4 separate regions of the Mus musculus genome follow, and all the other regions are linked to region 4. Evidence: chromatin loops called from intact Hi-C (ENCODE). Cell type or tissue: heart. All regions are shown on one strand. Links, peaks and the distances in the headings refer to the core of each region. The heading gives the core; the rest is flanking DNA. Region 1 has its middle 39 kb from the start of Gm52493. Region 2 has its middle 110 kb from the start of Mir7021. Region 3 has its middle 13 kb from the start of Pramel1. Region 4 has its middle 24 kb from the start of Lrrc38.

The links. A loop is a pair of places that touch in the nucleus more often than their neighbours do. Peaks named below come from ENCODE experiments on the same cell type or tissue, not always from the same donor. Only the 100,000 strongest peaks of a DNase experiment are listed, where the experiment ranks them.
Region 1: it touches region 4 in a loop (2.0-fold over the local background); 9 of 42 quality-filtered maps call a loop at or near these places.
Region 2: it touches region 4 in a loop (2.1-fold over the local background); 2 of 42 quality-filtered maps call a loop at or near these places.
Region 3: a loop joins it to region 4, with 8 times the contacts of the local background. A loop is called at or near these places in 20 of 42 quality-filtered maps.

Annotation. Positions count from the first base shown.
Region 1 is chr4:143,254,965-143,262,709 of GRCm38, forward strand. No RefSeq gene overlaps it. Among named protein-coding and RNA genes, the nearest start is that of Gm52493, 39 kb to the left of the region's middle. In heart, for the core only: a CTCF peak has its summit at 3,821 (motif pointing right); a DNase peak (open chromatin) is centred at 3,817; H3K4me3 peaks cover 506 bases.
Region 2 is chr4:143,023,457-143,031,201 of GRCm38, forward strand. No RefSeq gene overlaps it. Among named protein-coding and RNA genes, the nearest start is that of Mir7021, 110 kb to the right of the region's middle. In heart, for the core only: CTCF peaks have their summits at 4,005 (motif pointing right) and 6,553 (motif pointing left); no DNase peak of the experiment used is centred there; H3K27me3 peaks cover 1,540 bases.
Region 3 is chr4:143,377,479-143,385,223 of GRCm38, forward strand. No RefSeq gene overlaps it. Among named protein-coding and RNA genes, the nearest start is that of Pramel1, 13 kb to the right of the region's middle. In heart, for the core only: a CTCF peak has its summit at 3,355; no DNase peak of the experiment used is centred there; H3K27me3 peaks cover 1,918 bases.
Region 4 is chr4:143,321,480-143,329,224 of GRCm38, forward strand. No RefSeq gene overlaps it. Among named protein-coding and RNA genes, the nearest start is that of Lrrc38, 24 kb to the right of the region's middle. In heart, for the core only: a CTCF peak has its summit at 4,238 (motif pointing right); no DNase peak of the experiment used is centred there; H3K4me3 peaks cover 722 bases; H3K27ac peaks cover 479 bases; H3K27me3 peaks cover 436 bases.

The DNA of each region.
Region 1 (7,745 bases), core at 1,729-6,728, 66 kb before region 4:
GGTCTTAAAACCACCCCAGGCTGACCTTCCTTCCTTCCTTTCTTTCTTCCTTCCTTCCTTCCTTCCTTCCTTCCTTCCTTCCTTCCTTCCTTTCTTTCTTTTTTTGTTTTCGAGACAGGGTTTCTCTGTGAATCCCTGGCTGTCCTGGAACTCACTCTGTAGACCAGGCTGGCCTCGAACTCAGAAATCCACCTGCCTCTGCCTCCCGAGTGCTGGCATTAAAGGCGTGCGCCACCATGCCCTGCCAGGCTGACCTTTCTGTGTGGAGCTAATGGGAGCGTTAGCCAATGTATTTCCATAGGAAAAAACTTCTACCCACAAGATGTTTGTAGAGTGTAGCATAGAGAAGGAGAAACAAACCAGGCATGATTTGTCCCTCAGAACAAAACAAAACCAAAAAAAAAAAAAAAAAAAAGGAAAAATAGAAGGAGAAAGAAAGGACACAGATGCCCACACTCAAGTGCGGAAACACTTTTCATACTTTCAAAAGCAAACAAGAAGTACAGGCCAGACGAAGGGCCAGGAGAGGGAAATGAAATCTTTTGGAATGTATCTCGCTGTGAAGCTCTGACTTTGGAATTGCCTAAATATTTTATACATTCAAAAAATTTCGAAGTAAGTTAAAAGGCTGAGAAGGAAGCACTGCCTAAAATCCGAAAAGAAGTAAAAAACCAGTACTAAATTATGTATCAAATTGACGCTGTACTCTTAAGATAAAAGACTTATTTCAAGTGACTGGTCCAGCCTTCAGTGTGGAATGCGTTACAGGCCAAAAGAGAGCCACAAAGAAAGCAGAAGCCTCCACCAGCCACTGTTTTATGAGCATCAAGATTGATGTTTGCGGTCACTGTGCACACACAGCAGCCCCGTAAATTATTGCAGCAATTAAAATTATAGTTAGAAATCAAGACTTTCGTGTCACACACACACAAAGACATTCTGACTTAATGCTGAAGCGACATAGTCAGGCCTCAGGTCAGATGCTCAATTCGAAGAGGAAATGTTATCTCGAAGTTTTGAGGCCTTTCATCTATTGAAAACAATGTGATTTCTAAGTCAGTCTACGGCAGAAAGGAGGACACAGCAACAATGAACATAACCTTGGCCGAGCAGACCAGAGCACCGAGAGACATGCTGAAGGCTAAACTGGAGACGGGGTGCTTTGAGTTTTTCCCAGGTTGCTTGTTATATCAAAAAGCCAGGATGTTGAAGCTAAAAGATGGTTCAGTGGTTAAGAGAACTTGGGGCTCTACCTCAGGACCCAGCTTATGTCTGGCTGTAGCTCCAGTTCTGGGAGGCCCCTTTCTGGCCTCGCTGGGTGCTGTGTACATGTGATGCACTTACATAGAAACTGGCAGTCACAAACACACATAAAATAAAAGTAAATAAGATTTTATTCTTAAATCAGGATAAACCCAAAAGACAAAAGAGGTAATATCAGAAACTCAGCCTGCAGGGCTCCCTTGGTTCAAAAAAATTAGCCTGAGCATCCAAAATGACTAACACTGTTCAGGGTCGTACATACTTGTAACAGCAGCATTCCAGTGGTGGAGACAGGAGAGTCAGAAGTCCAGGACTGTAACTTCTTAAGCTATAGAGCAAGTTCAAGGTCAGACTTAGGTTACACATGATCCCCCATCTCTCTCAAAAAAAAATGTGGAGGGGCCTGGAGAGATGGCTTGATGGTTAAGACCACGTGTTCTTGCAGAAGACTCAGGTTTCATTCCCAGTACCCACATGGGGTCTCACATCTGTCTATAATTCCCAGAATCTTATGTCCTCTCTGTCCTCCATGGGCACTGCATGTATGTGACACACTCACTCACATGCAGGCAAACACTCATACCCATACAATTTTTAAAAGTTACAGATGATCCCAGTACTCGGGAGGCAGAGGCAGGCGGATTTCTGAGTTCAAGGCCAGCCTGTCTACAAAGTGAGTTCCAGGACAGCCAGGGCTATACAGAGAAATCCTGTCTCAAAAAAACAAAACAAAACAAAAAAAAAGTTAAAGATGACTATGGTTGATGAATACATATGTAAATTTCAGTGGATTTATAATAATCAAGGTGAGATGGGAAGACATAGAAAGAAAAGAAAAAATGAAGGGAAAAAGAAAAACAGCAACTCAGAAGAAAAAAAAAAGTATTAATCATGTCACCCGAGGGTAGCCAGAACATCAAATCCTGACTTGATAATTAAAGGGAATAAATGAAAGAAGACCCCTCCTGTTCCATGGGAACCGTAATTGCCATTGTTGAATATTCCTATTGGACAGGGAAAGCCTGACGTCACAGGCAAATCCCATCTGACAGAGCTGTAAGAGAAACAAAAGCATTTCCTCAGATTAGGCTGACGCAGAGCTATATAGTAACAGTAAAAATAATGATAAATAATAATAATGATAACACAACAGCAACAAAATAACCAGTTAATGGGTCTGCCTGAATCGGTGAGGGGCAGGCAGGAGAATGAGAACTCCAAGGCTGGCTTCAGTTACACAGAGAGTTCAAAGCCAGTCTGAGCTACATGAGACTCTACCAGAGAAAACAAAAAGTAAACAAACAAACAAAAATAAAACAGAGAAAATAAAACAGAGAAAAGAGAAAGTGACTTTGAGAAAGAGAGACACAGAGACAGAGAGGCAGAGAGAGACAGACACAGGCACAGAGACACAGAGCAAAACAGAGAGACAGAAAGGGAGAGAGGCTGAGAGTCACAGAGAGAAACAGAGAGAGACAGACAAAAAGAAAGAGAAAGAGGCAAAGAGAGACACAGAGAGAGAGACAGAGACACAGGCACAGAGACACAGAGCAACACAAAGAGACAGAAAGGGAGAGAGGCTGAGAGTCACAGAGAGAAACAGAGAGAGACAGACAAAAAGAAAGAGAAAGAGGCAAAGAGAGACACAGAGAGAGAGAGAGAGACAGAGACACAGAGAGAGACAGACACAGAGACACAGAGCAACACAGAGAGACAGAAAGGGAGAGAGGCTGAGAGTCACAGAGAGAAACAGAGAGAGACAGACAAAAAGAAAAAGAGGCAAAGAGAGACACACAGAGACAGAGACAGAGACAGAGACAGAGAAGTAGAAATTTACAGTGGAGTCATCATTCTGCCTTTTCCCGCCCTGAATGAGCCTAGCTTCACTCCACGTGGATGGAGGTCTGGATGAGACGAATTGGAAACGGACACATAAGCAGGATGTGTGTTCGTGCAAGGGGTATTGAGCTTATATGTCACTCAGTTTAAGTAGAAACAAGGGACAAGCCAACAAGATAAATGACTCCAGAACAAAATGGCAAATGAATCTAATGAATGTGACAGCAAAGGAAATTGATCCAGTTTCTAAAACGAGTCAGGGGTGAATTAGAAAACAAAGGTGTGAGGCAAAAGTGGGGAACATTGCAGGGGTAGGGGAAGCCCTAAGACCCAAGTAACACAAAAAGAGGGGCGAAGAAGCCCTAAGACTCACAGACTCACAGTAAGGCAACCAGGGGCGAAGTATGAGTGTGCATGGGCTCCTCCTTTTTATTTAGGAATGTTAAAAGATTTTCAAAAAATTTTAAGCAAGCGCGCGCGCGCGCCCCCGCACATGCACACAGAGCGCACATGGGCACTTGAGTGCAGTACCCACTAAGGCCAGATGCATTGGATCTCCCAGAGCTAGAATTATAGATGATTGTTAGCTGTCGATGTGACGTGACTTCAGACTGTTAACTGTTAAGCCATCTCTGGGCTTCTTCCTGTAGGAACTTTAAAGTTAGATGTGACTGGTGAGAACTAGGAGATGCGAAGGTAATATTGCGGTTCGGCGGCCACCAGGGGGCGGTAGTCGGGGGCGGGGAGGGAGGTGGAGCCTGGAGGTAGACAGAAGTCTCCCATTGAATTCAGTCCCGGTGGAATCCAATCCTGATGGAATCCAGATCAGACCCAGGGCGATTGTCAGCTCCAAATGCAGAGAAGATTTGGGAGCTGATAAGCTCAGCCACACCAACGTGCCCTAAAACTGCCGTCATTTCGGAGAAGTACTAGCAATAAAATCTAATGGCTCATTTTCAAAGGCGCCTCCACCCAACTTAGGTCTCCTACAAACAACAGAAAACACTAGACTCCTGCTGACACTTGCTCATCTGACTACTCCCTTCTCACCCCAAATCTGCTAAAGCCCCCCCCCCACACTCTAGAAGTTTAGCGTAGAAAAACACCCCCAGCCCCTCTTGCTTTGCAAGAACACTCATGGAACAGACTTAAAAAAAAAAAACAGGATGTATGTAAACTGTAGAGATGAACCATCCTTAGATTTTGTTGAGAAAAAAAAAAAAAGGACAAACACAAGAGAGGGAAATATGAGACATAAATGGCTGGAAGATTGTACCCTCCTGCTTGTTCAGAAAAGGAGGAAGGACCATCCACCCGGGTTAGAAAGCCTGCACTCTCCCTCAGGCACTGCACCTGCCGTTCTAGGCTGATACCGGACCAGGTCAGGTGGAAAATAAACAGCTTCACTTTGTCTACTTTGAGACTTCAGAGCTCTTACTATGAAGTGAGGGTCTTTGTTTCCCACAAAGGCTGGATGTAGAGGGTTAGGTATGTGGACAAGCCCAGCTCCCTGTGTTCTTTCTTTGTTTCTTTTCTTCTTTTTTTCTAAGATTTATTTGTTTATGTATATGAGTACATTGTAGTTGTCTTCAGACACACCAGAAGAGGGCATCAGATCTTATTTCAGATGTTTGTGAGCCACCATGTGGTTGCTGAGAATTGAACTCAGGACCTCTGGAAGAGCAGTCAGTGCTCTAAACCGCTAAGCCATCTCTCCCTGTGTTCTTGCTAAGACATGGGTAACTCTGAATGAGTCTTTCTTCTAGGATGTGGGGCCTTTATAAATCCACAGTGAGTGGTAATGAGTTTCACGGAGAGGTGAGCTTAGTCATACAGAATTTAACTGTCAGAGAGTCAGCCACTGGGGACAATGATAACAGAGTCAAGAAGGCAGAAGGAGGGGGAGGGGAATTCCATATGTTGTAAATCTATCTACTATGCTATCTAAGTTACTCCCTTGTTGCTAAGTTACAAATCGACTTAAGGGAAAAAGGTCTTATTTGGGATTACAGTTCCTGACAAATATAGTGCACTGTAGCATGGCAGACATGGCAGTGAGAACGGGAAGGTGTGGAGGCGGGAGCTGAAGGCTGCTTGGTTGGTTGCACTGTATCAGAACGCAGGAAGCAGAAAGGGCTCTAAAGCCTCAAGACCCTCTAAGGCTCCTTCCTGTAGAGGCTCCACAATCTTCCCAAACAGCACTACCAGCTGGGGACCTAGTGTTCAAACACGGGGGGGGGGGGGGGGGGAGGGGCGGAGTTTGGAGTCAAACTATAGCATATAGCTTGATGTCCTTCAGTGTCAACTTGGTTCCCGGACAGGGTACCGTTGGGAAAGTTACTTTCCTGGACCCTGCCTTTATAAATAGATTAATGAGTGATTATCACTAGAGTGGATTTGTATATAATCAAACTCTCTCTGGCAGGATTGCTGTTTCTACTCATATTGTCCTTTACCATGTTACAGTGTAGCAGGAAGACCACCCAAGATGCCGGCCTGTTGCTCGTGAACTTCCCAGTCTCCTTGTCCATGGGGGCCAAATGAACCTCTGTTCTTTTTAAATTACGGAGTCTGCAGTATTCAGTGATAGTAACAGCAAAACAAAAACAAAAAAAACCCAGAAATACTATTGCATTCAAAGAGATCTAGGGTCCCTGTCAGACTCACAGGAATGTGCTGTAAAACTCAGTGCCCAGGGCATCCTGTCTGCTCTTAGATACCGCGAGAATGAGACACACAGTTCCTGTATTTAGTAGTCTAATCCTGAGAACATGTCAATATAATCTTCTGTGCCAAAAAAAAGTAATTAAATAAGATAAGGTTCATTTTCGTGTGTATGTGTTTATATGAATGCACATATGTGCACGAGTATGCTTGTGTGTGTGTGTGTATGCAGGTATATGTGTGCATATCCGTGCTCATGCGCATGGAAATCAGAAGACAAACCCCAGCTGTCAGGCCTTAGGGGCTTCTCCCTTTTGTTTGAGACAGGGTTTCTCATTGACCTAGAGCTTTGCCACAAAGCTAGCTTTGCTAACTGGTCAGTCAGCTACGGAGATCTGTCTGTCTCTGCTTCTGGAACTTCATGGCTCAAATTATACACATCTCCACTCGGCCCAGCTGTCCCTGGGTTCCGGGAATCGAACTCAGGCCCTCACTATTCCAAAGCAAGCACTTTCCCTGTTGAGTCCACCTTACAGCCCCAATTAAGATTCCTGGCGAGAAAGAGCTTAGCCCGGGTTATCTAAGTGGGCCCTTAGTGCAGGCACCTGCATTCCAGGAAAGTCGATGTGGAGGAGCCTAGGGATATATACACAAGCACACAGGGAATAGGAAGAGATCAGTGTAAGGCAGATTGGAGAATGGAGCAATACCGCCATAGGCCAAGGAACACCAGCAACAGCCAGACACCTATGGAGGCAAAAGTCTCTCCGGGCAGCCAAGGAAAGAGCAGCGCTGCTGAATTCACATGTGTGGGCTCCGGAGCTGTTGTTTCAGGCTACCTATCTGATGTGTAGCCTTTTTGTTGTAGTGGCTGTAGAAAATTAATATGGGAGTGTACGCCCCATCTGGGGAAAGGATATGACACAGGTAAGTGCACAGAAAGCCACAAGTGCACAGTAGTGACAGTGGCTGTGAACAAGCAGGGTGTGTTGATGCCTTATCTGGAGGTGGCGGTGGAGAGGACTTTGAGGGAGTGATACTGAGTGGCAGCAGAGCGAGAGGCTTAAGAGCTGAGGCGCCTGCAATCAGATCTCAGCAGGTCAAGCAGCTAGGAGTGTCAATGGCCACAAGCCTAGAGATGGACACTGCAGGATACAGCCATGCGTACTGTCTACTTGTGCCAGGTGTGGTCTCCTAAGGTCAACTGTGACCGCATTTCTATTCGGCAGACAGGAAGTGTGCTATACACACACCATGTTCTCTCTTCTTACTCTTCCCTTAGCAGGATCCATTGGCAGCCTAGTGAGGGCAGGCTCCAGGCAACAGACAACAGGAGTCTGAGGACAGGAGGGGACAGAGAGGAGGGGAGGCAGCAAGGAAGCTCTTCTTGGCTCCTCCAGAGCCACCGCTGCAGGTGACTGCCATGTTACTGTCTATGATCCTGGTCTGCTTTGTTTTCCCTGCCTCTTAAGGGATTAAAAGTCAGGAAAAACCTTAAGCACAGAAGGCAACAAACTATTAAAAGTGAGGACGCGCTCCTGCACACCCACACAGATGGACAGACTTCCCACATGTGGACAAATGATTCAGAATCCAAAGCCAAGACGCTCTGGAGCAGCAGTTCTCAACCTGTGGGTCGCGACCCCCACAGGGATCTCATATCACATGTCCTGCATATCAGATATTTACATTACGATTCATAATAGTAGAAAAATTACAATTACGAAGTAGCCCATGAAAATAATTTTGTGGTCTGGGGGGAAGGGGGAGTTCACCACAACATGAGGAAATGTATTAAAGGGTTGCAGAATTAAGAAGGTTAAGAACCACTGCTCTAAGCGTCAACATGTTTCATAGTTTGAATTGTATATTCAAATTAAACTTTGAGCAGGGAGGGTGTTTTAAGGTTTGTAACCAGGACAAGTTTAGGAGTTGGCACAGTTTGCTCTGCCCTTGAATTCCAATACCCATTTCAGTGT
Region 2 (7,745 bases), core at 1,694-6,693, 300 kb before region 4:
CGCTACTTCGTAAGATTGATTTTGTCAATGTTTGTTGCATACACATTTATACTAGTGATATCTTCTGAATGGGTTTCCCTTTATCAACAAGCAGTGGCTTTGACTATCTCTGATTAATTTTGTCTGCAGTTTACATCACCAGGTCTGAGGGTAGCACCTTCTGGTTTTTTATAACTTGCCATCTTGACTACACCCATTCACTCCGTCTGTGTATGTCTTTGCCTGTGAGGTGTGTTCTCTCACAGAGGATGAGCACTTAGGCTTTGTCTGGCTCTTTGCTTTAGGTTTGTTTGCTCAGCCTGCTACACTGTATCATTAAGTTGCTTACTTTGCTTTAGGTTTGTTTACTCAGCCTGCTACACTATATCATTAAGTTGCTTATGGAGAGGGTTCCTGTGGTTCCGTTGGCCATGTTTTTCAGGATTGGTTCAAATACTCTTTATTCTAATCTATTCGAACTTGACCCCTAGTCTACGGTCTTGGATATGATTGAGTATTTCCTAAATCTCACTTATCCATTGATTCTTCCCATAGAACCTATTCTTGCCTATGTTGCCCTGGCTGAGATAACTGATGATCACAAACTGCTTAATTTAGTGCTTGCCTGATGAGGTCTTTATTTCCTTATCAATTTTTAAAGATCACTGGATATAATAATCTCTGTTGGCAATTATTGACTTTCAGGGCTTAAAATATATCACTGCATGAATTTCCAGCTTTTAAGGTTTCTTGGTGTTACTCTGATGAGCTTTCCTTCCATCATTTAACGGTCTTTGTTCTGCAGTCTTGGCATTTTAAGTGAGTGTTGTAGAGTTCTTTTCTGTCTGTGTCTGTCTGGGGTCCTAATGGTTACTGTGCTTGCCTGTCTGTTTCTTCCCTAGGCTTGAGAACTTTTCCGCTATAATTCAATGAATGAATAGGGGTTCTATGCATTCATATTTCATCTCAATTCCTTCTTCTGGCTTCTTGGGTTGTGTTCTGAGTGTATGTGAGCCTCCCACATCAGTCTCCTGAGTAACACAGTAACACACTTGCACACAATTGCATCTGATCTAACCAGAATAGCTTTTAATTTATTTGGTTATAGGTTATTAATTATATAATAGATAGTAGTTTATGTATGGTATATTTTTGCCTTGGGGATCATGCAATCTGAGCAAATGCTCTACTATTGAGTCCTATACTGTTCTGCTATTAAATCACATCCCCAGCCCTTATGTAATAACTTAACATTAATTTAAAGGTTATTGAAGAATGAACAACCCTAATCACTATTTTTTTGAGCATATGTCAAATTGTATCAAGCTCTGTGGTCAATTAGCTAATTCAACTTTCACGTTAGGACGCGAATATTCTTATCCCACTTTACTGATGAGAAAGAGACAACCCCAAGAGGTTAATCAATCAGTTCAAGGCTGCAGAGGTGGCATGCAACAGGACCGGGATTAGAACCGGGGTATCTGATTCCAAAGCCCATGATGATGTATACTGTCTCGTCTGCCACACTCAAAGAGTCAGAGCAGGAACCTTTAAGCCCAGAAATTGGGGAGGGGAGGGGAGAAAAGAGAAAATGAAGGGGACATGAGATCCTTCATATAGGAAAATCTCCAAAGCATGGATGGAATTTTAAGAGAGACGAGAGGAGATAAGCAGCTGGTATTTACTTAGAAAATGCTATAATTGCTGGCATAATAGACTCAGCCATCAGGAGCTAGAGGCATCGCCGTCAACACAGCATCCAGCACAAAAGGACCAGTGTGCTGAAGATACGCCTGGCCCGGCTGGGAGGAGATGTGAGCCCCTTGGACACATCATTCATGCAAGGAATGACCAAGAACACAGGCAGCAACATCCCTGAGGAATCCCATCCCCCAAAACACTTCTCCAATACCTGCTACCCTGCCCACACCAAGCAGAGTGCCCTAGAGAATGAAGGAGATAGAAAATAAAAACGTATACTCCTCCTTAGCCCCCTTCTTTCCTCCCTCACTTCAGCTTCCAACCTGTGCTTAAAGCAGATTGATTCTCTTAAGAAGAGCCCAAATCTATTTCAGTTGACAGGTTCCTCTGAGATTTGGGTATCCCTGTCTGTTTGACCCACCAATCCCCACTTCTAATGACCACATCTCTCTCTTTGTTCTCTCTCTCTCTCTCTCTCTCTCTCTCTCTCTCTCTCTCTCTCTCTCTCTCTCTCTCTCTCTCTCTTTCTCTCTCTCCCCTCTCTCTGTCGCAGTACACACGTTGGGGGGTATCAAAGGATAACTATGGGAGTCACTTCTCCTCTTCTACCGTGTGAGTCCCAGGGATTCAGCTCTGATCATCAGGCTTGGCAATGAGAAGTCTTACACACTGAGCCACCTCACTTGCCTTAAAGACCTTTGAGAATATCCCTTTTCTTTGTTTTGTTGAGCCAGAGGTCTCACTATGTAGCCAAGGCTAACCTCAAATTCATGGTATGTAAGTGCTAGGATTATAGACATGCACTACCAGGCCTGGCATCTAAGGAATCAGTAAAACAGCTGTGCAGACCCTGCCAGGCCCCTGCTTCCTTTAGCCCAGTGGCTTTCAAGCTTCCTAACACCAAGACCCTTTAATACAGTTCCTCCTGTTATGGTAAACGTCACCATAAAATTATTTAGTTGCTCCTTCATAACTGTAATTTGCTATTGTTATGAATCATAATATACATATCTGATATGCAGGATATCCCCAAATATGGATATGTGACTCCCAAAGGGTCATGACCCACAGATTGAGAACTGCTGCTTTAATATCTTGTGATGGGCTAGAAACATGTCTCCACAGGTGAAGACATGTGCTTGTGTCCAAGTTTGTGTAGCCTCTGGATACACATGGTGGAGAAAAACCAACTTCCAAAAGTTGTTGCCTGACCTCTGCATGCATGTCATTACATGTATGCACAGACACACACACACACACACACACACACACACACACACACACACATGCACACACGCTAAACAAATAAATATAATTTCAAATTTTTTCAGACATCTTGCTGACATTGATGTACATTGTGATATACAAGTCTCTGCAAATGAGCTCTGGTTTGTCTATTTTACTGTAGCTACAACAAGACCACAACAGTCCACCTACACAAACATTCTCTCTCCCTCCCCCGATTCATACTCACTCTCCCCACCCCAGCCCTGGAAACCTCCAGAGCCTCCATTCATGTCCTCATCAAGTGAGAACTGCACCCTCATCTCTGCCCCTCAGTTTTCTCATCTAGACAATGGGTGCTGGAAAAGCAAACCGAATCCGTGCAGACAGGAGCAGGCACTGATGCTGAGTGCAGGAGGACCCTAAGTGGCCTCATAGCTCAGTGACGTTCAAGTCGCTCAGCATCCTAAGTTGCTCACACTCTGTGTTGCAGGCAGTCCTGTCAAGGCATGTCTCTGAGGCTCCCCGAATGGCTGCTTCCCCTGACTCTTGCCCTCATTACGCGTTTCTCCCATATACGCTCCTTTAGTCCCACCTGCCTCCTCCTCACTGTCCCCCAGGTGCCCCCAGGGCCTTTGCACCTGCTGTTCCCATTTCCCAGAATGTTCTTCCCAAAAATCCACCTGGCTTCCTTCTCCGAAACCCTAAGTGTGGGGCACACAGTAGGACAGGGGAACATATCTCCTTTGTGTGTCGATCACTCCAACATAGAAATTTTGATCCCAAGTTTGGACCAAGTTATCATCAGAATTGTTGAGAAGAGGCAGGACAGGGAGTCCTAACTTACACCATTGAAGGTATAAACTGAAGTTTCCTCTGTATTGTCGGGCCTCGGAGGAGCTAGCAACAAAATCCTCTGACACATGTCCAGCCATTAGCCAACACCTGCAAATCCATGTGTGGAGCTACACCCTTCCGAGTGTACTCAAGGGCTCACAAAGACCCAGAGCAGCCCTGAGAGAAGCCCAGCTGGCTTGAGAAACAACCTGGACTGCTCTTGGTCAGTGAGGCATCCACACTATTGTGCTATGAACACTAGAGGGCGGTGGAGCTGCACGGAGCGTTTTGAAAAACCTGATTAAGGGTCTGAGTTTGTTTCTGATAGCTGGGAAGATGCACCTCAGAAGAGCCTGGAGGCTGACTCCAGCGTTGCCAGGATATAGCTATAGACACACACACACACACACACACTACAGTACACATAACATGCATCAGGTGACCTGGACTAAAACCCTGCTCCACCTACCTATGTAACTCTGAGCAAAGCTCTCGCTGCCTCAGTTTTCCCCTCTGCTCTCCTTGAAGAGAGTGCATGAGAACTAACTCCAGTCTAGGGTACAGGGCAGAGGAAAAGTGCTTAGCACACATATGAGGCCTGGGTTAATACCCCAGGTTCCTGCCTACCTGCAGGCAGTTCAAAATAATGCTGAAGAATTCACAATGAGGTTTAAATGAGAAACCTATAGGCTCATGTGTATGAACACTTAGTCCGCAGATGGTGGCGCTATAATGGAAGGTTCTGGAACCTTAATGAAGTGTGCCACTAGGGCCTTGAAGTTATAGTCTGGATCCTCTTCCTGCCTGTCCTCTGCTTTCTGACTATAGGTGTGAAATGACCAGTTACCTCACATACCTGCCACCATCCCTTCCCACCATGACAGATTACATCCCCTCTAGCTGTAGCCAAAAGAGGCCTTTCCCGCATTGAAACTGATTTTTGTCAAGTATGCGCTCCCAGTTTTAAAAGATCTAACATGCACCCAGTGTGTCATCAAGGGGTTGGTATCCTGGTGGTCTCATTCATCTTTGTTTAGTTTTATTTTGATTGGTATGTCTGGGTGCTTTGCCTGAACATGTGACTGACCACATGTGTGCAATGCTCAGGAACCCAGAGGAGGGCGTCAGATCTGGAGTCACGGATGGTTGTAGGCTGTCATGTGGTTGCTGGGAATTGAACCAAGGTCCTCTGGAAAAGTAGCCAGTGCTCTTAACCATTGAGCCATCTCTCCAGCTCCATAGGTGAGAGGTGACAATCAAGGCTAACCATCACATATAGAAAACTGAACAGAGTGCCTGCAGCTCGGGAAGGGTGTGCATTGGCCCCTGTGCTCCATGGCGTCTATGTCTAATGAAAGGCTGATTTGATGAGGTAATCTCCTCAGGGGAGCAGGAGGAATTGAATGTGGTCAGGTACTATAGAACCTATACAAAATAAAAGACTTAGGGGCAGATGAAGTCAGAAAGGTACAGGAAGTGGTGCTGTATAAAAGGACAGCATGTGCAAAGGTCCTGAGGTATGCGAAGGTGCTACCATGTTTAGTGCCACCCGTAGGACTAACTTGATTGATTCCAACATGCCTGCCCTATAAGGATTCACTGTAGTGGAACATTGTCTGGGCTGTGCTGGGAACTGAGGATAGACACACCTTGTTTCTTGTCATCCTACAGTCTGCTTCTCGTAGAAAGTGGCGCCATAGTGCTGTTTTTAATGCATTCGGGATGCTGTTGCAAAACTGTCACAGACCGAGTATACTAGGGTAAAGATGGCATGAGTGTGGGGTCACAAGCTGGTGCACAAAGCCCCAGCTCAGGGGATGAGTTGAATGTGGAGAGAGGCTGTGGTGGGTAAACCGGTTCCGTATTGAGAACCTCCAGGGGACACAGCTGCAGTTGCCTCCCTTGCTTGTGCTGAGCAGCAGGAGATGGCTTCTCCAAGAGATGCCTCTAGAAACATCCACAGATCTCATCTCACAGAGGCAGCGCCACACCCAGGAGATAAAGTGCTCTGTATTAGTCAGTTATTCACTACTGTAACAAATGCCTGAGATAAATCAATTTAAGAAGAAGAATGGTGGGGCGTGGTGGCACGCACCTTTAATCCCAGCACTTGGGAGGCAGAGGCAGGCAGATTTCTGAGTTCAAGGCCAGCCTGGTCTACAGAGTGAATTCCGGGATAGCCAGGGCTACCCAGAGAAACCCTGTCTCAAAAAAAAGGAGAAGAAGAAGGAGGAGGAGGAGGAGGAGGAGGAGGAGAAGGAGGAGGAAGGGGGTTTATTGTTGGGTCCCGGGCTTCAGTCTGTAACCAACCAGTCGGGGTGCTTTGGGCCTGTGGCGTCATGGTGGGGACACATGGAGAGGACTGGTTCACTTCAAGGCCAAGTGTAAAAGAAGAGAGGAAGAAATCAGAATCTCACAAGGCCACTCCTCCCAGCCCCTAAGCCTCATGCTAGACCCTGACTCTTCAAGGTTCTATCTTCTCTCAGTGCCATCAGGGATTGAAACTAAATTCAACACTCTGGGGCCATATTGGGTCCCATCCACAGTGCCAAACTGACCATAAGCCATGCTTTCAAACTGTTCTCTGCCATTCCTGGGCATAGACTGTGATAAACAGAGTGGGAAGGTGAGAGAGAGGTAGTGAGGGAGGCAAGGAAAGAAAGATCGATTGAAGGACTTCAGGCAGAAGAGGGGGAGTCTCACAGTCAAGACTGACAGCGTATGAAGCAACACCCGCACCTCACACAGAAGCTCCAAGGAAGGAACTGACTTCTGGGGAAAAGGGGCAAAAGCAAACAGTGGTGAGCTGGCGCCCCCTGCAGGCTCCTGTGGCATACTGATACACATAGATAGGTAGGTAGGGGCTGGAGAGATGGCTCAGTGGTTAAGAGCACTGCCTGCTCTTCCAGAGGTCCTGAGTTCAATTCCAAGCAACCACATGGTGGCTCACAACCATCTGTAATGGGATCTAATGCCCTCTTCTGGAGTGTCTGAAGACAGCTACAGTGTACTTGTATACATACAAGAAATAAATCTTTAAATAGGTAGGTAGATAGATAGATGCATGCATATGAAATAAATAATAAATAAATGGATGTAAATTCTCAAGAGAACGCCAACTTCTATCATCCAGCACAGAGAGGCAGCCAGCATTTCACAGCCAGATAACCCAGGAGGAGGTAAATGTTTAAACAGAATGGAGTACTCTGTGTACTCAAAGTATGAGGCCAGGGAGCTCCCAAATTACTTCAAGGGTCCTAGAGACATAAAACACAAGTGGGAAAGAGACGAAAGAAGGACAGTACCAGAGAAAAGCAAAAAGAGAACGGAGAGAAACCCCACAAGTTCCGACGGCCGACACGTCTCGTACAATGACTAAACATACAAGTCACACACACGTAGTTTTACATTCTACATGTGTTCATATGTGTGTGCTTGTAAGGTCAACCTTGGCTGTCATTCCTCAGACACTATCCACTACCAGTGAGAGTTTTAAGCCAGGGTCTCTCCCTGAACCTGGTGTTTGCCAAGCAGGCTGGACTGGCTGGCCAGCAAGGCCTGGGAATCCCCCTGTCTCTACATCTCCAGCTCTGGGAATAGAAATCACCACGCCTGGCTTTTTTGCATTGGTTCTGAATGGAACTCAAGCCTTCATGCTGGCACAGCAAGCATTTTACCAGCCAAGCCATCTCCGGAGTCTCAATTTTACATTTTCCTGACAGCTGCTTGCAGGATAAAGAGACAGAAAGGGTTTGTTTCAATAATAGATTTTTAATAAGACATTTGCCAAATATTTCAATTTCAACACATGATCAATCAAATCAAAACACTGAGACGTCTTCTATTTCTCTGGCGCCTGAGATACATGATGTACAGCTGGGATCGGTGGCACCGGCCTCTGAAACCAAGTACTCAGGAGGGCTGTAAATCCAGAGCTTTCTCCTGCGACACAGGAGAAAAAGTTCAAGGCTGGCCTGGGCAATTTAGTGAGACCCTGATCAAGA
Region 3 (7,745 bases), core at 1,257-6,256, 56 kb after region 4:
ACATACATGGCAGGTAAAACTCTCATTCACCTAAGAAGATTGTTTTTTGTTTTTCAAAACAGGGTTTCTCTACGCAGCTCTGGCTGTCCTAGAACTCACTCTGTAGACCAGCCTGGCCTCGAACTCACAAAGATCCACCTGCCTCTACCTCTTGAGTGCTGGGATTAAAGGCATGTACCACTACTCCCTGGCTTACCTAAAATCTTTTTAAAGAGTTATTCTAGCTGTGTGGAGTGGCATATGCCTTTAATGCTAGCACTCACTCACAGGACAGAGGGTGATGGATCACTGTGAGTGTGAGACTAGCCTGGTCTACATAGTGAGTTTCAGGCTAGCCACAAAGAAGTCGTGTCTCAAAAAAAAAAAAAAGGCATCCTGGACAAGAATGAAATCCCGACATAGAAATAAATACATGAATAAATAAATACATAAAAATAAATAAGAAAGCTATCTTTATCTTACTAAGCCCCAACTTTTGCTTCATATGAATAACTAAGTACCAGCCAGGCGAGGTTACAGAAGTGAGAAAAGTAACTGACACAAGCCAGAGGCCATGCTAGAGTCTGGTTACCTCCTTCTATCCGAGTGGGAAAGGTCCTCAGCCCTGAGCGTTCTGCAGCTCCCACCAGGAATCCTTCCCCAAGTCTGATTCCAAGATGGCTCAGCTCTGGGCTCCCTGTCCTAATTTGTCCCATCATCTTGAATGTTTATCTGTTTTCCTGTCTGTTGGGAAACTGATGTTGGATGGATGGGTTGATAGGTGGGTGGGTTGGTGGGTGGATGGGTGGGTGGAAAAGAGCTCCTTAAAGGCCTTTGCTACCCCACAGTGCTTGTGGGCACCTGTCTCCCAGCAGGTACTTGCTGGGTAGTTATAGTCATTAAGAGTAATTTGTGTATCTGTCCCTTAGGGGAGAGGTTGGTGTGGGGGACTTGAAGATGGGCCCATTTCCTTCCCCGAGGAAAACCTGGGAAGGTATCTTGTGCCTCAGGAGTGTGTAATTTGGATCCAGACTGGTATCCAGGCAAGGGCACAGAGAACTAACGGAAGTGGTACGGCCCTGTCTAATGGAACACAGGGAATGAATGAGTGAATGCATGAATGATGTGACCTACCTATGGTGTCCTCTCCTATAGCCTACACTGGGACAAGAGCAAAGGCTCTAGAGTTGGGATGCTCACAGTGGGTGTGAGCATCAGCTCTTTTCTTACTGTGCAGCATGGGTCAAGTTACTTAGTCTCCTCGACCTTGATTTTCTCTTTTGTAAAATGGACACGGTGTATCCCTAACCTCATGTGACTGTTGCGGGGACTCAGTGGGACCTCGGATGCAGGGCACGATGCAAGGGGTATGCCTCTGAGGTCCATTTTGATTTCAGATTGAAGACTGTGGAAGATGCCAGGGACCTACAGAGCCTGGCTTTCCTCCCTTTTAACGAAGAATGAGAACCGTCCCTCAGGCAACTCCTGCCTGCTTCCCCCTGTCTCCTCTCCCCACTAATGCCCTTTGAATTCTATTGAGATCCTTCTCCTGAATTCTCTCTGCACCAGTAAAGGAGAGACAGAGGGCTCGTGCCTCTCCCCAAGTCAGACAGAAGTCCTTATCTAGCTCTGAAATGGTTCAGGCTTAAGAAACTTCAGAGCTTTCCGTTTTTGCTGTTTTGTCTTTGTTTTGAGTCAGGGTCTTATGGAGCCCAGGCAAGGCTCAAACTGAAGGTGACCTTGAACTATGCTTCTCCTGCTCATACAACCTAACTGCTGGGATGGCAAACATGTATCCCCACTCCTGAATCTGGATCTATTGAACTGAAAAAACAAACAAACAAACAAATAAACAAACCATAGAGCGTCCTGTATTTCACTATTTAGTCAGAGTTGACCAGGGTGGGCTTGAAGAAAAGTGGGGTTCATTTGCCCCCTACTGCTCAGATGCTCTAGAGGATGCTGGCACCTCCAGCCCCAACAGTACTCTTCTTGTTCCTTTTTCCTCTCCTTCATGACCTCTGCCTTCCCATTCCCAAAGCCTGAATAGGGAGTTCAGTGAAGAAGACTCGGAAATTCTGTTCAGCTTTAGATCCATTCCCATCCCATCCTGTTGTCATGGTAATAAGGATGACCTGGGGATCTAGAGCTGTTGGACCCCCGTGTTTCCTTACAACGTGATCTGAATGCAGAACTGATGGGCTGTGCTAACTGAGCCTCAAGGGAAGCAGCAGTGGTCAGAGACCCACTTCAGGGGCTGCTCAGAAGGTGATGACTGGGCTCTGCCTCCTGGAGCCCGCCACCTGCAAGGAGTCAGGATGTTTAGTATGCTGCTGGTACCCTCTCCTAGAGAAGAGACCAATAAATAGCATGAGAGATGGGAACGGCCGTCAGGTATTCAGAGGTCAGAGGGAGGGCTTCGCTGAGAAAATAAGACTCGGAGGGTGTAGTCACAGGGGACATGGAGGTGGACAAGGAGACAGCAAAGAGGAGAGACCTCCATCCCTCCAACCCCCGTCTGTACCTTTGCTTGTCTCCCCGTCCACACCCAGCCAAACGCAAGACAGCCAGCCGCTGTTCCCTGAATCAGCTGCCACTCCAGCCTGGGCAGTCGGTGACTTTCAATCTCCGGGGGAGAGAGGCCCCCTCTGTGTGGCCTGGAGGCAACTCAATGTCCCCCTGTGATGTGTAGCTGGGATTTATCTCTCTCTGACACTCCTCCCAGCCGGCCAGTCGGCTGCAGCTTCAATAGACCCGGAGTGCTCTGGGATGAGCCCAAGTTCATTCAAGAGACAGAAGCCACTCAGGGAGAGAAAAGAGCTGTTGATACCAGAAAAGAATGGCTGAGCCACTGAAAGACTTGAGATACATCCAGACACAAGGCATCAGGGCCCTGGCGGAGTGGGGGTGGGGAGCTGCCTGGATAATGAATTTATTTATCACTCTGACCAGACTGTCTTCAAGGCAGTCAGGGACATTGTGGACACTCTGGAGAATCCGGTTTGAGGTCCCGAGAACAAAACCAAACTTTTGGATCACGCTCCTTGATGAAGCCACAGAATAGATTCAAACTTCCAAGGGCATCTGAATGAAGCTAAGTTAAGGAATGAAGGGCATGGGGAGATAGCTCAGAGGTTAATGTGTGTACTGTTCTCTTTAGAGGATACAAGAGAGAGTCTTAGCACCCACGTCAGACGACTGTGAGCTGCCTATAACTCTAGCTCCAGGTCTGGCATCTTTTTCTGACCTCCATAGGCACCAACATTCATGCAAAAATACACATAATCTAAAAAAAAAAAAAAAAAAAAAAAAAAAAAAAAAAAAAAAAAAAGGTTAAGGACAGAGTAAGCGCGCCCACGTGTGGCTGTATAGAGTACTGCATTCTGAAGCGTCTGACCTTGGAAATGGCATTTTTATTTTTCAGAATTAGCTTTTATTTTCCATCCCCAACCCCACTCCCAGGTTCCATACCTGGCAATGTATAAAACTTGACATGGTGGGCTGGTCAGATGGCTCAGCAGGTAAAGGTTCGAGCCACCAAGCCTGATGACCTGAATTTGATCCCTGAGACCAACAAGGTAGGAGGAGACTGCGAACGACTGGGAAAGTTGTCTTCTGCCCTTCACACCTACTCTGTGGCGCGCGCGCGCGCGCACACACACACACACACACACACACACACGCATACGCACAGGCACGCACGCACACACACAAAATATAATAATAGTAATATAACAACAACAATAACAAAACAATAAAAACCATCGTGGTTGCCTGGTGTGGTGGGTGGTACTCCTAGCATGTGGAAAGCTGAGGTAGGTGAATTGATACCAACCTGCTTTACATAGCCAGTAAGACTCCGTCTCAAACAAACAAACAAACAAACAAACAAACAGCCCACAAACCCCCAAACCCTGCCATGGCCTATAATCCCAGCACTGGGAAGAGAAGGTAGAGAGATGAGGAAGGAACTCAAGGTCGCCCTTGGCTGCCTCACAAGCTCTGAGGCCTTCCTGTGCTACATCAAAGGATGCAGAGCTGACAAGGTGGATAGATATGTAGATTATCCTGCAAGCTTCCTGGGAGATGAATGATAATACCATATTTCCGTTGCTGACAGAAGCAACACAAGTGAAAAACAGCAAGGCTTCAGTTTTTAAAGACTTGTTTTTATTGGGCTGGAGAGATGCTTAAAAACATTGGCAGCTCTTCCAGAGGACCCGGGTTTGATTCCCAGGACCCATGTGGTGGCTCACAACCATCTAACTCCAGTTCCAGGGCATCCAGTGTTCCCTTCTGTCCTTCATGGGAACGTGGGCACATATATATGTGCAGAAAAAAATGCCCATACACATAAAATAAAAATAATTAATCTATTTTTATTTTCTGTGTACATGTGTATGTCTGTGGGAGTGTGTGCCACAAATGTTTGGGTGTCCATGAAGATGTCTGCCAACAGCACCCCCTGGAAATTAATCTCCCCCCTTCCTTCCCCTACCCTCTCTTTTTCCCTGGGGCGCGAGATAACTAATTTTATTTTATATTTTGTGGATCTGGGGATGGATCCAGGACTTTGCATGTTCTAGACAGGTGCTCTTTGCTTGAGCTCCATCCCCCAAACTCCCTTTCTTTCTTTCCTTCCTTCCTTCCTTCCTTCCTTCCTTCCTTCCTTCCTTCCTTCCTTCCTTCCTTCCTTCCTTCCTCTCTCTCTCTCTCTCTCTCTCTCTCTCTCTCTCTCTCTCTCTCTCTCCTTTCTGGCCAATTAGATGCTGAAAACTATTCAGGATCACCAAGTGGGAGGGGCCACTGCACCAGGGCAGCATCTATGGTCTCTCTCCAGAGGAAAGATGGATTTGAATTTCTAACAAGGTTGAGTCTTCTCTCTGTGGCCACATCAAAGTAGGTCATGAATCTGCTCCCACAGATTTCCCTGTCAGAAAGAGAGCTGGCGCTCAGCCTGGCTCTTGATGGGAAGTTAATAGATTATTTCGCACCCAGAAGCCTTTGGTCTGTATGGAGATGCTGGGGATAGAGAGTCAGATCACAATGTTAAATGCCGGGAGGTGGGGGATAGCCTGTTTTGACAGCAAGGTAATTTTCAGACAAGCTCGCTGGCACCCTCTTATGAATAGGGATGTGTTTAAAGAAAGATGGAATGAGAAGCAATTACCGCCCAGTGCACAGTTTTCTTAAAGTGTCTCTTTCCTGTGATGCACAGAATGGAAGCCAGGGCTTTGTGGATGCTAGACAAGTGTTCTGTGTCTGGGCTGTACCCTTGGCCCTTTCAAATGTTATTTTTGGTGATTTAGTTTTTTAATTAATTGATTTTATGTGTGTGTTTGTGTGTATGCGGGCGTGCACCTGCCTTTCTGTGAACTACATATGTTCACTGTCTCCAGAGGACAAAAGATGGGGATGTAGGTGCTAGAAATTGAACTCAAGTCTTCAAGAGCAACTAATGCTCTAGTGTTGAGCCGGCTCTCCAGTCTGTCTATCTATCTATCTATCTATCTATCTATCTATCTATCTATCTATCTATCTATCTATCTATCTATCTAAGGCAGGATCTCAGAAAGGGCTCAGACCCTGCTACCAGAATCTGCAGACTAGGTCAGTAGTCTCATGTTCCTGAATATAAATCAGTGCCTTGCCAGGATCTTCACAAGCAATCCTAACATCTGCTGGGGCTGCATCTCTGGAACTAAGAAAAGTGAGACTGAGGCACGTAGCTCAGTGGCAGAGCTCTTGCCTAGCACCTGTGAGGCTATAGATTGCTCTTCAGCATCACAGAATATAAAAGAAGTGGAGTTGGGAGTCACAATACTTGGTTTTATCTTGTACAGAGAGGATTTAGATGAGACACTGGCAGTCCAATTAATTAAAACAAGGGGAAGATTCTATAGGTCCTACACAGTGATCAGAATGCCTGGCTCTCAGGGCAAACAAATGCCAGCAGACTAGGTGACTCCAGGCTAAGGCCTGGGTACCTACCTCGTTGAACAAGGCTGTAAAGTGCAGGAGCAAATGTCAGTTTGAAGATGACATTTTTGAGCTGGGGCAGAGTGACCCCCTAGTATGCACTAAATCCTGGATTCGGTTCCCAGCATGAACTTCAATGTGTGTCTGTGATCCCAGTACCGGGGAGGAGAAAGCAGGAAGATCCGGCAGATTCTGGTAGCAGGTTTCATGCGCCAGAGATTGCTGTGGGTTGAATGGAAGCTGGTTCTGCTCTGCTACAGGCCCTGGTGATTTGACTCTTTTGACGGCCCTTATTTCCCCTCCTAAGAACTCCTTTCCAGAATTGGAATGTTCTTACAGAGAACTCAGTTCCCAGAATCTACTTGGTTGGTCACAACCACCTTTAACTCCAGTTTTGGGGGAATCTGGCGCCCATGCCTGGCCTCAGTAGGTACTGCATGCCCATGATGCACTTGCATATATTTAAACATATAAACGTTTAAACATATAAACATTTAAACTTGCATATATTTAAAAAATTTAAAAAATTACCTTTTAAATTATTTTTGTTTGTTATTTACTTGTAGTGCTGTAGATGGAAGCCAGGGTCCCTGGAGCCCACTGAACACATCTGGAAAGTCATATCTTTTTTTAACTCCTAGAAATGGCAACATGACTATTTATACTCAAACATTTCTTAATAGTGATTGTTTAAAACTGGGCATGGTGGTACATGCCTTTAATACCAGCATTTGGGAGGCAGGCATATCTTTGTAAGTTCAAATCTACATAGTGAATTCAAGGCCAGCCAGGACTACATAGACTGTTTTAAACAAACAAACAAACAAACAAACAAACAAACAAACAAACAAACAAACACGCGTGGCTTGTAGCAATAGTCACGGGCCTCCGCATGACTGGTTCACTGGAAGACTTGATTTTCTGAGTTACTTAGCAAAGACTGGCTTCTCGTATGTCTACCTCTGCTCTCAGCTCTCTGTTCTTCCCAGAACGCTTGGGCTTCCTTACCCCTTGCTAAAGCCCTTCTTCCTGCCACCTAGCTGTCTGCTGTCCTGTGGCAGAACTCAAGCGACACGGGATTCTCTCTCTCCTCCCCTTCACACTTCTTTTCTAGGAACTGCTGAGGTTTGCAGCTTGCCTGCCCTTGAATTTCCCTTTAACGCTCAAATTGTCCCTGGCTTAAAAACCCAAGCCCCATACAACATAAAAGCTACCATGAAAAATAATGGTGTCAGTAAAAACTCAGGCCCTGTGCTCTGTCCAGCAGGTGGCAAGCGAAGCCTACAGCCTAGATTTTTCTCTTTCCTTTCCTTTCCTTTCCTTTCCTTTCCTTTCCTTTCCTTTCCTTTCCTTTCCTTTCCTTTCCTTTCCTTTCCTTCTTTTCTCTTTTCCCTTTCCTTTTCTAATTTTAAATCTTGGCTTCACTGGAGGTAAAGGTAGAGTTGAGTTAGATTGAATTAGTCAGTTTGGAGAGGAGTTTGAGCCAGAACGGCTGAGTTGAACCAGCCAGCCAGAACTCAGAAAGAACAAGAAAGGGTGAGCTTAGCTGGGTGGTGGTGGCACACACTTTTAATCTCAGCACTTGGGAGGCAGAGGCAGGTGGATTTCTGAGTTCGAGGCCAGCCTGGTCTACAAAGTGAGTTCCAGGACAGCCAGGGCTATACAGAGAAACCCTGTCTCAAAAAACTGAAAGAAAGAAAGAAAGAAAGAAAGAAAGAAAGAAAGAAAGAAAGAAAGAAAGAAAGAAAAGAAAGAAAGAAAGAAAGAAAGGTTGAGCTTATTCAGCA
Region 4 (7,745 bases), core at 1,250-6,249:
CTGTGTAACCTTGGCTGTCCTGGAACTCACTCTGTAGACCAGGCTGGCCTCGAACTCAGAAATCCACCTGCCTCTGCCTCCCAAGTGCTGGGATTAAAGGCGTGCGCCACCACTGCCCAGCTTCATCCAGTGCACTCTGGGCAGAGTGTCTTACCTTCATTGAGCCTTCTCCACTTTGTTCATGAAGGCTGCCTGTCTTCCTTGGCTTCCAAATTTACTTGTGACCAGGTGGCTAAACATATTTATGTCATAGATAACCCCTAAGGAGTCCTTGTGGCCCAACATCTTGCATGACATCCTCTGACACTAATTTCCAGTATTTATTTTGTTGAGGTCCTACTATGTATCTGACACTAATTTCCAGTATTTATTTTGTTGAGGTCCTACTATGTATCTGACACTAATTTCCAGTATTTATTTTGTTGAGGTCCTACTATGTATCTGACACTAATTTCCAGTATTTATTTTGTTGAGGTCCTACTATGTAGCCCTAGCTAGTCTGGTACTTGGTATATAGTTCAGGGTGGCTGTGAATTTATGGCAGTTCCCCCATCTTGTAAGACCCGAAAAACCTTATGCCCAGGATGTCCCACTCACAGAGATGCAGAGATAGAGATTGGTGCAAAAAGCAAGAGGTTTATTAATCTAACATGCTGGAGTTGTCCTGAAATCGGTATAGAAGCGACCCCGAGTAGCTAAAGCACACACCTTTTATACAATTTTTTTTTTAGAGCAGTTTTCAGTCACAGATTTAGAGCTGGCAGTTTATCACTGGTTAACCTTTAATGACATTAAGGGGCAGGCTTTAGGACCGGAGACATTGTGTGAGCTTTTCTAAACAATCAGAGGACTATTGGTGGATAAACTTAGGGACCAGAGACATTGTGTGGGCTCTTCTATACAATCAGAGGACTATCTCTTGGCACACCTTGCAGTGAGGCAAATTCTGGGAAAAGAACATTTACTTAACTTTTTACAACCGTGGTCATTTTGAACTACCACAAATCTTACAGTCTCAGCCTCTTGAGTGTATATTAGTAGGTTTTGTTGTTATTTTATTTTGTTTTAAAGTTTGAAACAACCTCTGTCTGTTGCCCAGCTTGGTTTTCAACTCATGGTGATCCTCCTGCCTCAGCCTCCAAAGTACTAGACTAACAGATGTGAGGCACAATGTCTGGCTCATTATATTTTAAAGCCATGGTTTTGTCTTTCCAACCTCCCTGTCTCTGAAGTGGGTGCCTTCCAAAATGGCACCCGATAATCTTCCATGTCCTTGAGGAATGTCATATTGTATCAAGGTGGTCCCCATAGGAACGGTGACTGGTGCATCACATCCGACTGCTTGCCTCTCCTTCCTTCCTTGCCAGTCTCCTCTCTTCCCTGCTTTTTGTTCCCACCCCCACTCCCGTCCCTCACCACTTGCTCTGGAGACATCAGCCTCCACATATGAGCTACCCTGGGCTAAGTCCACGTAGCATATACTTCATGCTACTAGTCCAGAGAATGCGCTTAGCATCCAATCACCTAGCCTCTGAGGAGATTTGAGTTCACAGGTCCTGTCTGGAATCTTGTCCACATCCTCCCAGGATTCACTGTCCCATCGTTACCTAGCTACTCCCTTTCTACTTCCCTACTTTGGACTACGAGGCAATAAGTGTCTATTGTTGGGGCTGCAGACTTTGGGGATACAGGAGCATAGTGTGTATTGCTCGACTGTATGTCTCAGCTCCCGGAGAGGGCTATTGATTGGCCCCCTACAACGGCAAGAACTGCTAGGATCTGAGGTATAACCTCCAGTGGGGTCCCACTTTGCTCTTGGAGAAAACAGCACAGAGTGTTTGAGAAAGTCCAGGTGTGAATCCTGGTCCCACCTTCTGCTACCGTGGGCAAGTCATCTGTCCTCCCTGGTCATCCATCTTCTTCCTTCAGGGAAGGAAGGCTCATATCAGCCCTGTAAAGCCACTGTAAGGTTTCTATGGGTTATAGAGCGAAGAGCACAGGGACCAACACTGTCACACTTCAGCTAGTGTGCGCGCGTGCACACACATGCACTCATGGGTGCATGGTTAGATGCACGTTTGGTGTTTATGTGAACATGCTAAGGTCACGGACCCATCTTGTTTTGTGAGACAAGAGTTTCTCACTAGCCTAGCGTTCCCCAACCAGGCTAGGCTGGCTATTCCCCAACGCACAAAGATCAATTTGTCTCTATCTCCACAGAACTGGGATTGTAAATAACTAGGATTATAATTCCAGGACATCCATCTCAGGACCCCACGCTGGCAAGACAGGCACACTACCCACTGAGCCTTCTCCGAAGCGTTTGCTCTGGCTGTCAACGTGAATGTCTAGCGTGAATTATCAATAGGCATTGGGAACCCCCACCCTATCAGTTATTCACCCTACGTAGGATGGTGGACAGGACAGAAGAGAGCCTTGATTTTTGAAAGCTAACTGGCTGGGCTATGTTCATAAAATCAAATATTTAAAAATATTTGGGAAATCACTCTGGATCTCACGTTAATCTGTGCAAACCACAGGACACCCCAGTGTGTGTCATGGGCACACAGACAACCCTTCTGACTGACTTTGATGGAGGACGTTTGGAATAACACAGTGGTTCTCAGCCTTTCTAAGGCTATGGCCATTTAATATAGTCCCTCATGTTGTGGTGACTGTTAGATATTCAAGCCACTCAGCGAAAGCTTAGACTCCCTTTGTAAATGTTGTATACTTTTGTAAACTTTGTATACTTTGCAACCTTAGTAAACCCTCAAGGCAAGAAAGGCCTGGGCCTGAGTAGCTTCAGCTGTCAGGCCCCTCCCCCCCAGACCTCCCTAACGGTTAGAACTGTGTTTCCAGCTTCTGTAACAGCCACAAGGTCATCTACAGCCCCTCAACGGGACCCTCCCCAGATTATGCTAATTTTGGATGAAAAGTCTGAAGAAAAGCCACCAATCCCTGAACAGGAAACCCCACCAAGCCTGAGCTCACCCAAGCTCAGGGCTTGAAATCCCACCAATCCTCACCCTGGAAATCTCCACCCTAGGAAGTTACGCCCCCCCCCCCCCGACTCCCCCCCCCCCCCCCCCCCCCCCCCCGCCACCCCCAAGATCCCCTATGTAAGCACTTCCCTTTGTCTGATTCTCTGGGCAGCCACTCCTGGATTCATCCCTCCACACCCTGGACCCTCCAATAAATCTCTTTTCTGACATTTACTGACGGGTGTGACTCTCATTGGAAAAAGACAAGAAGCAACGAGGAGACAAAGGAAAGAAGCCGAGACAAGCAGGGCCGAGACTACTGAGCACCTCAGTTCAGCTGGGGATCCCTCCTCTGCGAGCTACAATGCTGAGGAGGCTTCCTCTCAGAGCCATAAGGTCCCTGGGTCTCCATGTCCTCAGGATGCCCTTCCCATGGGACACTCTCCCACCTCAGAACTGTTTGGTCCCTGGACTTTCAAATCCCAGGATACCTTCTGATTCAAACAGGAAGACCAACAGTGACCTCTTACCATAAAATTATTTTCGCTGGTACTTCATAACTGTGATGTTGCTACTGTTATGAATTATAATGTAAATATCTGATATGCAGGATATCTAACCTGTGACCCCTGTGAAAGGGTCACTTTCTCCCCAAAGGCGTTGTGACACATGGGCTGAGAGCCACTGTGATAATAGGTCCTTTTATGAACAGCCCCCCCTTTTCTCCCGGGAGTGACAAAGCCTGATTATTTTATCAAGAGTCTGCCTCCAGCGATGTATCTCTGACAGACACACTAAGACGCTTGAAAGCAGGCATAACGAACGCCCCAGCATTCAGCTCGCTTGGCTAATTTTAAATCTCCGGACGTCTATCGTGTACTTAGCTCTAAATTACATGTTAAATGTGGGTTTTTCTTAGGCCTCATCCATGCAGCAGGTAGGTAAATAAAGTAGGTTTGTGAAGGGGGCCATTAAAAGCTGTTTTAAAAGGCCCCAAGTTCCGTCACTCGACTGGAGTTGCCAGCTGCGTGTCCACGACAGGTCTCTCCCAGCTACTATTCAGGCAGCTGTGGGATTTCAATGCAGCCAAAGGATAAACAGCAGTCCAGACTAATGGAAGCCACCAGCCCTAGAGGCCCTCAGCAAGGCTCACCCTTCTCTAGCTTAAAATAACAAAACAAAACAAAACAAAAACACGTATACCTTCAAATTCTACCGCTTTTTCTACTTCGGAGGTCGGTGCGGTTCGCATTCTGGCCACAAGGGGGCAACACGAACTCGTTCTGCTAGAGGTGTTGCGGCCAGGGAAGCCAATGGCTTGGCACTTTCCTTCCTGTCCCCAGGATGATGCCTGGAGACAGGACAAATATAGCGTAAACAATAGTCACAGCCTGCAATTTGGGTGCCACAGCCTTGGATGTCAGCTTCTTCTCCTTTTGTGACTTAAAAAAAAAAAACATTTAATGAGAGAGGAAGGCACTGGGGTGTTTAGAAATAAACTCTCCTTTTTCAGGTCAAGGTCTAGGCTCAGATTTAAATGGCTGCAGCAGAGCCCTGTTTCTTGGCCCGGGCTAACAAATGTCTTAATTTGATGGCAGTGATGCATCACTGTGGTAGACACTGTGTGAGCCACCAAGAAAAGAGATCTCGGGGCTTGGGAGGGGCTGTGGTCCTTCAGGTAGAGATGCAGGATGAGATTGAGTGTGCAGAATAAAGATCCAGATGTCAAGTACTTCGGAGGGGCGGATGGAGGGGAGGAGGGAAGGGATGAAAGAGAGGAGGGTGTGAGTGGGAACCTTAGGGTGGACATCTGGAGCTGCGGACCGTCAAATGTTCTATCTCCCCTTCCCATTCATTACGTTTTTCTCTGCTGAACAAGATATCTGACAAAAAATAAGGTAAGGACGGGTTTATTTTGACAGTCCTTCACCGGAGCAGAAGCAGGAAGCAACTTGTTACACTGTGTCTGTAGTGAGGAAGCAGAGAAAGGTGAGTGCTAGGGTTAGGTTAGAATTGCAAGTTCAAGGTTATCCCCACCCATTTATCAGGTTGGAGGCTTACCAGGACTGCAAGAGATCCTGTCTCAAAAACACATACTGAGCAAGGCGTGGTGGCGCACGCCTTTAATCCCAGCACTCGGGAGGCAGAGGCAGGAGGATCTCTGAATTTGAGGCCAGCCTGGTCTACAGAGTGAGTTCCAGGACAGCTAGGGCTACACAGAGAAACTCTGTCTCGTAAAAACAAACAAACAAACAAACACCCAAAACACATACTGGCTTATTTTCCTGTTGCTGTGATAATACACCTGACAAAAGTGACTTACAGAAGGAAGCGTCTATCTGGGCTCACAGTGGAAGGGCCAGTCACTGACAGCAGGAAGTGCATGATGGCAGGAACCTGAGGCAGCTGGTCACACATCCACAGTAAGGGGTGGGGGGGGGGGAGAGACAGAGAGAGAAAGGGGGACAGAGAGACAGAGATAGAGAGACAGAGAAAGACTGAGACCAACAGAGGCAGAGAGAGATGCAGTACAGAAATGTCCTTGAAGACATCTCCAGAGGTTTGTTTCCATGGTGATACAAGTCACCCATCAGTGTTAACCGGCGCAGCCTTCCACCACCATCGCTGAGGCCCAAACTACCATCTGCTTCCCCTGAGAACCCCCTCACCAACAACCAGCCTTTCGCGAGTCCTTGCACAAAAGTCTAGAGATTTGCCTAACTAGAAGAGACAAGAATGAAGAAATGACAGACAGACAGACAGACAGACAGTCAGGAAAGCTGGGATCTGATAAGCTGAACCCTCTGATAGAAAAGCCCCAGCACCCTGGAAGCACATAGTGAATAGGGATGTGGGTGTATGGGATACAGGTTTAGTTAATCTTGGTAGGAGCCATCTCTGTAGGGGAGGGGGGCATAAATACCTCCGGAGAGAAAGCTGTGGTAAACGTCTTCTGCACACAATCAGCATTGACACTCAGACCCCCAAGAAGGTTCTGCCATCTCCCTCTGAGCCTTACCCTGGGAAATGGGGAGACACTTCCCCATTTTCCCGAGGGTCTGACGTGGCCGTATCGACAGCTCTCCCTTTCTCCCTGTCTTCCAGATGCTCTCCACACAACACATCCGTCCCTCCTCCACACAACACTGATAATATTTCCTGCCCTCTGCCATCTACACACACTGTCTTTCTGACTCCAGAGCTCTCTGAGCCCTTCCAAGTTTCATTTGTTCCTCTTTCAGGCTTTGCTTCCTCAGCATGCATCCCACATGGTGGGCCCTTAGAGCTCTGGGCTTAGAAGGACTTGGTGCTGGCTTTAACATTTTCAGTCTTTTTTTGTTGTTGTTGTATTTTAAGGCGAGGTTTCACTATGTTTCTCAAGCCGGGCCTTGAACTTAAAAGCCTTCTGCTTTCCCTGGGAACTGGGTGCTGGGAACTAAACCGGGGACATCTGCAAGAATACCAAGTGCCATCGGCCCCTGAACCCGTCTTCGGTTCCAGTTCACACTGGTTTTTGAACAAAGCTCTGTGTTTTCATTCATTTTGCGGTTACCCAGTGAATTGTGAGACAGGCCCCACTTCTTACTGGGGCATCCAAAGCCTAAGTCTGCAAGGAACCAGATGTCCCCTCACAGGGGCCTGTCCCCCACTTATCCAAAGGCACGCAACAATCCCTCTGGACCACGGATCAATTCCAGAGTCCCTGTAAGCCCATCCCTGCGTAAATGAATACCTTGTCCTTCACCTCTCTGTCTATTGTTTGTTTCTTGTTCATACCAGTCTGCCCGCAGGTGTGTCCCGTGAGCCACCTGAAACGCCCGTCCTGATGTTCCTGGCCCCTCTGAGTTGCGTGAAGAACCCGGGATCAAGAAGAGGGTGGATATCTGATGGGGCAGGTGTTCTAATCAGCTGGGCCCTAAGGGATCTGGAGAACCCTGGCTGCCCGATACCCTGGACCTGCTTCCCCCGTCCGGGTATCCAAGCGCATCCTTGTGTACGGGGCTTCCTACCTGACAGCTGCTCTTCTGTCTCTAGTGGGACCCTGTCTCCCTTCAGCTCCACTCATCCTGTGATCTGGGTTTCTCCAAAGGCTGTGAAGTTTGAGGGTTTTGAGGTTTTAAAATAATCTCTTTTGGGGGCTGAAGAGATGGCTCAGTGGTTAAGAGCACTCACCGTTCTTTCAGTGGTCCTGAGTTCAATTCCCAGCAACCACCTGGTGGCTCACAATCATCTGTAAAGAGATCTGATGATTCTGGTTTGTCTGAAGACAGCTGCAGTATACTCATATATATATAAAATAAATAAATCTTTAAAAAAGATCTCTTCTCATCATAAGATAAAGTTTATACATTTGATTATTTTTTGTTGTTGTTGTTTTGTTTTGTTTTTCGAGACAGGGTTTCTCTGTGTAGCCCTGGCTGTCCTAGAACTCACTCTGTAGACCAGGCTGGCCTCAAACTCAGAAATCCGCCTGCCTCTGCCTCCCAAGTGCTGGGATTAAAGGCGTGCACCACCATGCTCGGCTACATTTGAATTATTTTAAGACACAAACATCATGGGCTGGAGAGATGGCTCAGTGGCTGAGAGCACTGACTGCTCTTTCAGAGGATTTCAGAGTACCTGGGTTCAAATCCTACCACCCACAAGCCAGCTCATAACTGTGACTCCAGTACCAGGGGATCTGATGCCCTCTTCTGGCCCCCTTGAGCACCGTATGTACATGTGCACTGATATACATGTAAAAATAGCAAAATAATTTTT